Linked DNA regions of Homo sapiens: region 1 is linked to region 2. Evidence: read pairs that join two places in POLR2A ChIA-PET (ENCODE). Cell type or tissue: OCI-LY7. All regions are shown on one strand. Links, peaks and the distances in the headings refer to the core of each region. The heading gives the core; the rest is flanking DNA.

Evidence for each region. Peaks named below come from ENCODE experiments on the same cell type or tissue, not always from the same donor. Only the 100,000 strongest peaks of a DNase experiment are listed, where the experiment ranks them.
Region 1: POLR2A ChIA-PET joins it to region 2 with 17 read pairs; 5 of 35 experiments call an interaction of 5 or more read pairs at or near these places.

The regions. Positions count from the first base shown.
Region 1 is chr3:101,767,390-101,771,720 of GRCh38, reverse strand. CEP97 (centrosomal protein 97) reads right to left here. Exons shown (of 11, transcript NM_024548.4): 11 at 1,159-4,331. Among named protein-coding and RNA genes, the nearest start is that of NXPE3, 9.7 kb to the left of the region's middle. RefSeq lists an enhancer at 2,093-2,172. In OCI-LY7, for the core only: no CTCF peak of the experiment used is centred there; a DNase peak (open chromatin) is centred at 2,280; H3K4me3 peaks cover 862 bases; H3K27ac peaks cover 2,899 bases.
Region 2 is chr3:101,706,671-101,711,070 of GRCh38, reverse strand. LOC124909402 (a long non-coding RNA gene) reads right to left here and starts at 3,750. Exons shown (of 2, transcript XR_007095987.1): 1 at 1,952-3,750; 2 at 1,597-1,869. In OCI-LY7, for the core only: CTCF peaks have their summits at 3,353 and 3,559; no DNase peak of the experiment used is centred there.

The DNA.
Region 1 (4,331 bases), core at 332-4,331, 61 kb before region 2:
GCCAAAATGTATCAATAACCCAAATGTCCATCAGCAGATTAATGGATAAACAAATTTTGGCAAATACATACAATGAAATACTACTCAGAAAGCAATCAGACGAATCTCAAATAATCATGCTAAGTAAAAGAAACCAGGTAAAATAGGATGTGTCATGAAGGGAATGAGGAATCTCTTGGAATAGATAAGTTTGCCATCTTGATTGTTGTGATGTATTATGGGCACAATGTGTCAAAATTTATCAAATTGTCCGCTTTATTTTTTTGTACTTTTTTTGAGATGGAGTTTCGTTCTGTCACCCAGGCTGGAGTACAATGGTGCAATCTTGGTTCACTGCAACCTCCGCCTCCTGGGTTCAAGCGATTCTCCTACCTCAGCCTCCCAAGTAGCTGGGATTACAGGCACCCACCACCAATGCCCGGCTAATCTTTTTGTATTTTTAGTAAAGATGGGGTCTCGCCATGTTGGCCAGGCTGGTCTCAAACTCTTGACCTCAAGTAATCCACCCACTTCGGCTTCCCAAAGTGCTGGGATTACAGGCATGAGCCATCAAGCCCAGCCAAATTGTCCACTTTAAATATGCAACTTTAAATATGCCTTAAAAGTTTTAAAAAAGGAAATAAAAATTAAAAATAATTATGCCTTTAAATGTCCACTTTAAATATGCCAATTATATTTCAATAAAAATATTTTAAAGTTTATGATGCATAGATACATATATATATCATATATATATAATCTTTTATGACTCCCTGCTGTAATTTTTTTATTCGCTAACCAACTACAGGTTCCAATAGTGTCAAATGAGAGGGCTTCTACTCAACTTACCCCCCAACACTCACTACCTTCACTAGCCCCGGACGATGTCATCTATGCTCTTTGAAGGATGTCTGCTCTTCTCTGTCTAGAGAATTCTAGTGAGTATCTAGAGGTAACGAAATCTATACTGAATAAAACTGAATTAGCATTCCTTCCACTTCATATCCATTTTCATAAGGCAAAAGCTGTTTTATTGTAAATTCACTTATATAATGAGAATACTCTGGACATTGCTTAGTAGGGTTCTATTTGCAATTTATTCTGAACTTTATCCATTAATTACAAGCACAATGAATAACAATCATTACTACTAATCACTAAAATAAACAGATGAAGCACTCAAATGTATAAACCTTTTATTTAAAATTAGACAGACTCAAATACAAATTAAATAAGTACAATATAAAATAGTAAGCCTTCATAAAACACATCATAACCACTTTAAATCATTTACTATTTCTACAGCAAAATTAAAGAGAAATCTAAATACAGTCCAAAATCAAATTATTTTTAAACTCTTATTGTCAACATTAAAATTATTACAAAACATTCAAAGATATTTAATTAGAAGATGAACAAGGCCAGGTGTAGTGGCTCACGCCTGTAATCCCAGCACTTTGGGAGGCCAAACTGGGTGGATCACGAGGTCAAGAGATTGAGACCATCCTGGCCAACATGGTGAAACCCCATCTCTACTAAAAATATAAAAATTAGCTGGGCATGGTGGCGTGTGCCTGTAGTCTTAGCTACTCGGGAGGATGAGGCAGGAGAATCACTTGAACCCAGGAGATGGAGGTTGCAGTGAGCCGAGATCACGCCACTGCACTCCAGCCTGGTGACAGAGCGAGACTCTCTCAAAAAAAAGAAAAGAAAAAGAAAAGAAAATGAACACAACTACTACAGAGTGATTCCTGCTATCCACTAAAATAAATAAGAATTAAAATTCAGTGTGATTTCCATTCATCCACAGATAAAAAGCACCTCATCTTAAGAAGACAATTATCTATTTCTTTCCAAGGCTGTGAGGACTGCTTTGTTTATTTGACTTTTAATTTTAATATGGCACAACAAGCTTGATCAGTAAAAGCAATATCATTAAAAATGTTTAGAATGTTCCTTACAGACCCTTTCTGCTTCACTTCATGAATGAGGGTATCATATATTTAACATTTAAAACATTATGACACAATAAATACCTTTTAAAGGTATGTGGCAAAATAAAAATATACTCTGATTCGAGCTGGTGTTTGGAAAAAATAAAAATATACATTAAACAATGAAGTCTCGGCTGGGCACAGTGGCTCACACCTGTAATCTCAGCACTTTGCGAGGCCGAGGTGGGTGGATCACTTGAGGTCAGGAGTTCGAGACCAGCCTGGCCAACATGGTGAAACCCCATCTCTACTAAAAATACAAAAAAATTAGCCGAGCCTTGTGGTTGCACACCTGTAATCCCAGCTACACAGGAAGCTGAGGCAGGAGAATCGCTTGTACCCAGGAAGTGGAGGTTGCAGTGAGCTGAGACCAGCCTGGGTGACAACAGTGAAACTCTATCTCGAAAAAAAAAAAAAAAACACACACACAATGAAGTCTCTTCTTTCCTTTATGATGGAGAAATGATCATATTCATTCTATTTTTTTCTTTTTACCATCTTAACTCCCGAGGAAAAACGTTTTATATTTTTATTATCAATGTTATAAATCCAATTCTAAGACTTTGCACACAAAAAATACCAAGGGAGATAGTATAATATCTCAAGCTTGTATTTTCCTGAAATTATTGGGAAAAAGTAGAACTAGACTTAAGTAGATAACAGGAAAATACAGTATTATGGTGTTTGTATACAAAAAATAATCCAAAACAGATAAAAACACACGCTCAAGATGGCACCCACATTATTCCAGAATAAAGTTATTTACATATATACAAACGATTATATGACTAAATAAATGAACATTTTCCTAAAACATGCATATTGTGAAGCCTTTTATAATTAAACCTATAAAATCAAACTAAATTGCATATTATCAACTGTCATGATTACAGCTTTCTGCACACCAGGAGAGTTAACATTTTAACATCTGTTCTACAAAACTGAAGATAAAATGTCATCAAACTCAGCATTTCTCTAGAAAATTTTATATACCTCAGCAACCTGTCATACTGCCTGTCGTCAAATAAATGGACTCTAAAATGTACTTATTCTTTTCAGAAAAAAATTTTTTTTGTAGAGAGGGGGGTCTTGCTATGTTGTCCAGGCTGGTCTTGAACTCCTGGCCTCAAGTGATCCTCTGGCCTCAGCCTCCCAAAGCACTGGGATTACAGTTGTCAACCACCACGCCAGGTCTCTTTTCTAAAACTTTAATTTCCACTATTGCTCTTTTGAAACCATTTTAATCAAGTCACATTTCTTAGAAAAAATTCACTCAGGGTTCTGAAGGAATTAGTTATTTTCTACAAGCAACTCTGTCATGAGTGATAGAGTTGTAGCTCTCTTAGAAGTTTTTTTCCTCTTTCAAAGAGAATGAGAAATATGCAGAGATTTCCTTACTGACTCACTAAATGTAAAGATTAAGAGGACATAATAAAATTTTGGACTACAGTAGCATATAGGTTTTCAGTTTATTTACTACTAACTAGCTATAACTTAGACAAGTCATTTAACATGCTGTGCTTTAGTTTCATCTTTGAAACAAAGAGATTCGAACAGAAATCTCTTAAGCTTCCTTCCAACTCTTACATGGTATGATTCTGTGCTTCTGCAGGAATTCTTAATTGATAAACTGAATCTTCCATAAATCAAGAGAACTGATGTGTACTAAAATAGCACAGCTGAACTAAACCTTTCCTTGTTAGGAAAAAAACACAAAGACCATGTTCAAAGCTTAACTTTCCAAACCTTACTAGACCCATTCCCTCTTCAGCCAACCAAAGAATAGCCCATAGAGTTAAAACCAAATATTTTAATTATATAAATTACTTTTAAAGTATAATGTAAACCCATTAAAATATATTAACTCTATGCCAGTTTTCCTACACTCTAATTTACAGTATTTTCATTTTATCTACATTCAAGATAATATGTACAGTTAAGGAAGGGGCTATTTAATATTCTTGCACTTCTAAACACTAGTAAAAGTTAAATAAAACACAGACGAAGAACAGAATATTAACAATTATCATATTGTGCCAAATTTTTAATGAAAGTATGCTGAGTACTATTTGTGGGCTAAAGAAACAAGGCAAAGGTAAAAAAGGAAATCCTGCTAACAAGTGCTGATGATCAAATGAATTTAGTTGTGTTTTTCCATAACTTAAAAAAGACAGGAGGGAGAGGATTTTAGCAGAAATCTATTTAGGTAATACTGAATCATGACATTCCAGCAGCTTTTATGAAAAACTAATGTATAAAGTAGTATTTTGGTACTAGTGCAGTGGAAATTGGTTTTTCTTTGTCTAACTATGGACAGCAAGTGAGGCACTTAACTTTAAAATAGAAAAATAGGGTATA
Region 2 (4,400 bases), core at 323-4,322:
CTTTGGGAGGCCAAGGCAGGAGGATCACTTGAGACCAGGAGTTCAAGACCAGCCTGGACAGCATAGCAAGATCCTGTCTATTAAAAATAATTAATAATTTTTTTTAATTTAAAAAAAGTTAATTAAAAATTTTTTAATTTTTAAATTAAAAAAAGAAAAAGAAACTTACTTAAAACTATTAGCCTTTAGGTGAGAACAGCTGCTTAAAGTGTTAAGGACACAGGACACAAACATCAATAGTAAAACAAGGCAAGTTAGCCACATGAGGTGGCCTATGCCTGTAGTCCTAGCTACTCAGGGAACTGAGTCAGCCCAGGAGTTCAAATCCAGCCTAGGCAACACAGGAGATCCCATTTCTAAAAAAAAAATTTTTTTTGATTAGAAAAAAAAAATTTTTTTTTGATTAGAAAAAAAAAGCAAGGCAAGTGATTTTGAATGGTTTTCCTTAGCTTGTACTGAATTGACAGGTGTTATTGATGTTGCTCATTTGTTCCTATATATTCAAGGAGTCAATGATTGAATGGACTGAAGAATTAGCTCCAAAACAGCTGCATGAAACAGCTGAGAATATTTTTAACGAAGGTGAAAAAACACTAATTAAGTACACCTGAAGTAGAATCGCTTTGCTATATTGCAACTGATGATATAAAAAGAGAAAGGCTTAGTTTGACAGATTTACAATGCTTATGAAAATATAAGGTGTTTAAATCCTATGGTTATGACATCATTTGATTATTAAAAAACAGTTTGTGGAAAACATTTGAACTTACCATGTACAGATATTATTGAATCTGCAGTATCAATGATACAATTCATTCATCCTCATGGACTTAACTGTTGTTAGTCCATGAATTTTTGGTCAAAATGGCAGAATATCCTACCTTGCCCTGCCACATAGCATTTGATGACTTAGCAGTGATAACATTTTATTGTGATGTTTTTTGAGAGCCAAGATTGAAATTTTTCTAAATGAAAAGAATTTCTCTTAACCACTGTTACCTTTACAAATCATGAGACCTATAAATTTAGAAAGAAGATTTTATGTTTTATAAAGGCTTACAGCCAGCCAGGTGTGATGGCTTATGCCTGTAATCACAGCACTTTGGGAGGCCAAAGCGGGCGGATCACCTGAGGTCAGGAGTTTGAGACCAGCCTGGCCAACATGGTGAAATCCCTTCTCTACTAAAAATACAAAAAAAAAAAAAAAAATTAGCCAGGCATGGTGGCGGGTGCCTGTAATCCCAGCTACTCAGGAGGCTGAGGCAGGAGAATCGCTTGAAACTGGGAAGAGGAGGTTGCAGTGAGCTGAGATTGTGCCATTGCACTGCAGCCCGGGCGACAAGAACAAAACTCCGTCTCAAAAAAAAAAAAGGTTTACAGCCTGCAAGGTGTCCATCCCATAGGCTGAGAAGGATAGCCTCCAGAAAGACTAGAGACGGGCACTTCAAAGGAGGAGTGGTTGGGGTAGGAGCTTTATGCTGAACAGTTTGGTTAAACGTACACATTCAACAGGTTACTGGAGAAACTCTGAATATTCATAAAGGTGATCCTGACACATAGGTATTGAACAAACATGCATGTAACATATTACCGATGTTCACTTTGGAGTGGATATTTAATACTTAAATGTATTATAATTAGGTCCTATATGTCAAAAGCTCTTTTCAAGACACGAAGTCATGCAAGTGTGCAGCCTCTGAAAGCCTGCCAGAATCAGTCCATGGTTGGCGGTCTTCTTATCAGGAGAAAGTTACTGAAATCAGTCTCTTATCCAATCAAAGCTGGTGGAACGGGGATCAGTTATTCAGTGTCTGATGGTGAGCTACAGTTGTTTTAATATTGCTTATCTGTAGGCCAGTGATGGTTTAGCTGTTAGAGAAAAAGGAAAACCCTGGGGCAGTTAGAACACAGTTTATTCTTTAAGTGTAGGGGTATATGACTTAACCCTTACCTGGCATGGCCTTGGGTCTTGTTTATCTTTTGATACCTTTTTGCCACAAAAAGTCCTTTCTGTCAGTCTTGATATCTCTTCTTTAACATCAATGCTGGTCGGTTGTTGTGTCTAAACTTCAAAAGGGAGGGAGTTTAATGAGGCATGTCTGCCCTCCTGTCCTGTTATGATCAGGAACTCTGTTTTAAAGGTTTTTCTGGGGTCACCTTGGCCATGAGGGTACGTTCATGCAGTTGGCAGAGGGCTCAGGATTTTATTTATTTTACATCACTGACTGAATGACTTTGAAATTCATTTTTGCTAGTTTGCTAATTTTGATCATTTGATGATGCATCCTAATAAAGTCAACATAAATTACAAAGCAAAACAGTACTGACATGCAAAACTTACTGTGATGAAGTCATTTTGACAACTAACATTATTTGAGTCACAAGTTAAAACAAAAAGCAAGCTCTCTATCCTCACACAAGTTTGCAGTGGTTATATTTTTCAAGCTCAAACTACAGTTTTAGTGGTGTTTTACGGATCTCTGCAAACACAAAGGAAATTTCCATATTTCAAAATCCATTTAACTGTGCAACTGAAGAGCTTCCACCTAACCATCAGTTAGAAATGATTCATCTGACATGCTAAAAGGCAGATATGAAGAGAATAATATGTTTCTGTAATTGTTTTCCAAGAGCATAATATACTTAATTTAAATCATATGCCCTTGGATTGACATCATATTGGGCAGTGCCTACATGTGTGAAAATATATTTTTCAAAGATAAAATCTGTAAAATTTCATTACAGATCATGATTGACAGATGAACATTTGCAATAGATTTTGATAGGGAATAAGAACTTTGAAACCTAATTAAGAAAAATGTTATTCTCCATCTCCCCACAAAAAGAATTTCATTCTTCTGATTAGCATACCTGATTTACAAAAATTTGTACTCGATATTATTATATTTTGAATTTCATCAGTGAAAATGTTGTGGAAATTAGTTTTCCCTGTTTTTCTACAAGTATCTACATAAAATCTTCAATTTTGCCCCTTAGCCCATAGAACCTAAAATATTTACCCTCTGGCCATTTACAGAAAAAGTTTACTGATTCTTATTCAGAAAGTAAAATCTAAGTAAGAAGTTAGTGGAAGAGAAGGAAGATTTTCAGCTTGGGCACAGGAGAAAGAACCAATGGGGTATGTAAAAAATAAGCAATCATTCCATACCAAATCATATTTTTAAACCATATTTTGGCCAGGCACAGTAGCTCACATCTGTAATCCCAACACTGGGAGGCTGAGGTGGGAGGATCGCTTGAAGCCAGGAGTTCGAAACCAGCCTGAGCAACAAAGCTAAACCCTCACCTCTACAAAAAATAAAAATAATTAGCCAGGCACATGCCTGTAGTCCCAGCTACTTGAGAGGCTGAGGTGGGAGGATCACTTGAGCCCAAGAATTTGAGGCTGCAGTGTCCTGTGATCTCTCCACCGCACTCCAGCCTGGGCAACAGAGGGAGACGCTGTCTCAAAACAACAAAAACCAAAAAAAAAAAAAAAAGTTTTCTTGCGCTTGCCTTTCTGAGCCAATCAGTAATACCAATTTCTTCCAGAAGATGTCTCCCTTTATTTTCCCTAAATAATAGGAAAAATTTCAAACGTACATAAAAATTCAAATAATTGTGCAATGAACATTCATTTACCTACACTTTGATTCTATTTTGTGGGGCGATCGGGGAGACAGGGTCTGGCTCTATCACCTAGGCTGGAGTGCAGTGGCGTGATTAAGGCTCACTGCAACTTCTGCCTCCTGGGCTCAAGTGATCCTCCCAAATCAGGCTCCTAAGTAGCTAGGACTACAGGGAGCACACCATCACACCCAGCTAATTTTTTTTTTTTTTTTTTTTTTGAGACGGAGTCTCGCTCTGTTGCCCAGGCTGGAGTGCAGTGGCGCAATCTCGGCTCCGCAAGCTCCATCTCCCGGGTTCACGCCATTCTCCTGCCTCAGCCTCCAGAGTAGCCGGGACTACAGGCACCCGCCACCACGCCTGGCTAATTTTTTATATTTTTAGTAGAGATGGGGGTGTCACTGTGTTAGCCAGGATGGTCTCGATCTCCTGACCTCGTGATCCGCCTGCCTCGGCCTCCCAAAGTGCTGGGATTACAGGCATGAGCCACCGCGCCCGGCCCACACTCAGCTAATTTTTGTATCCCTCTATCCATCCATCAGTCTATTATGGGGTTTTTTTTTGTTTGTTTGTTTGCTTTTTTTTTGACACAGGGTCTGGCTCTGTCACCCAGGCTGGAGTGCAGTGGCACGATCTTGCAATCTTGGCTCACTGCAACCTCCTCCTCTGGGCTCAAGCCATCCTCCCACCTCAGCCTCCCAAGTAGCTGGGACTATAGGTATACACTACCACACCTGGCTAATTTTTGTATTTTTTGTAGACATAAGGTTTCA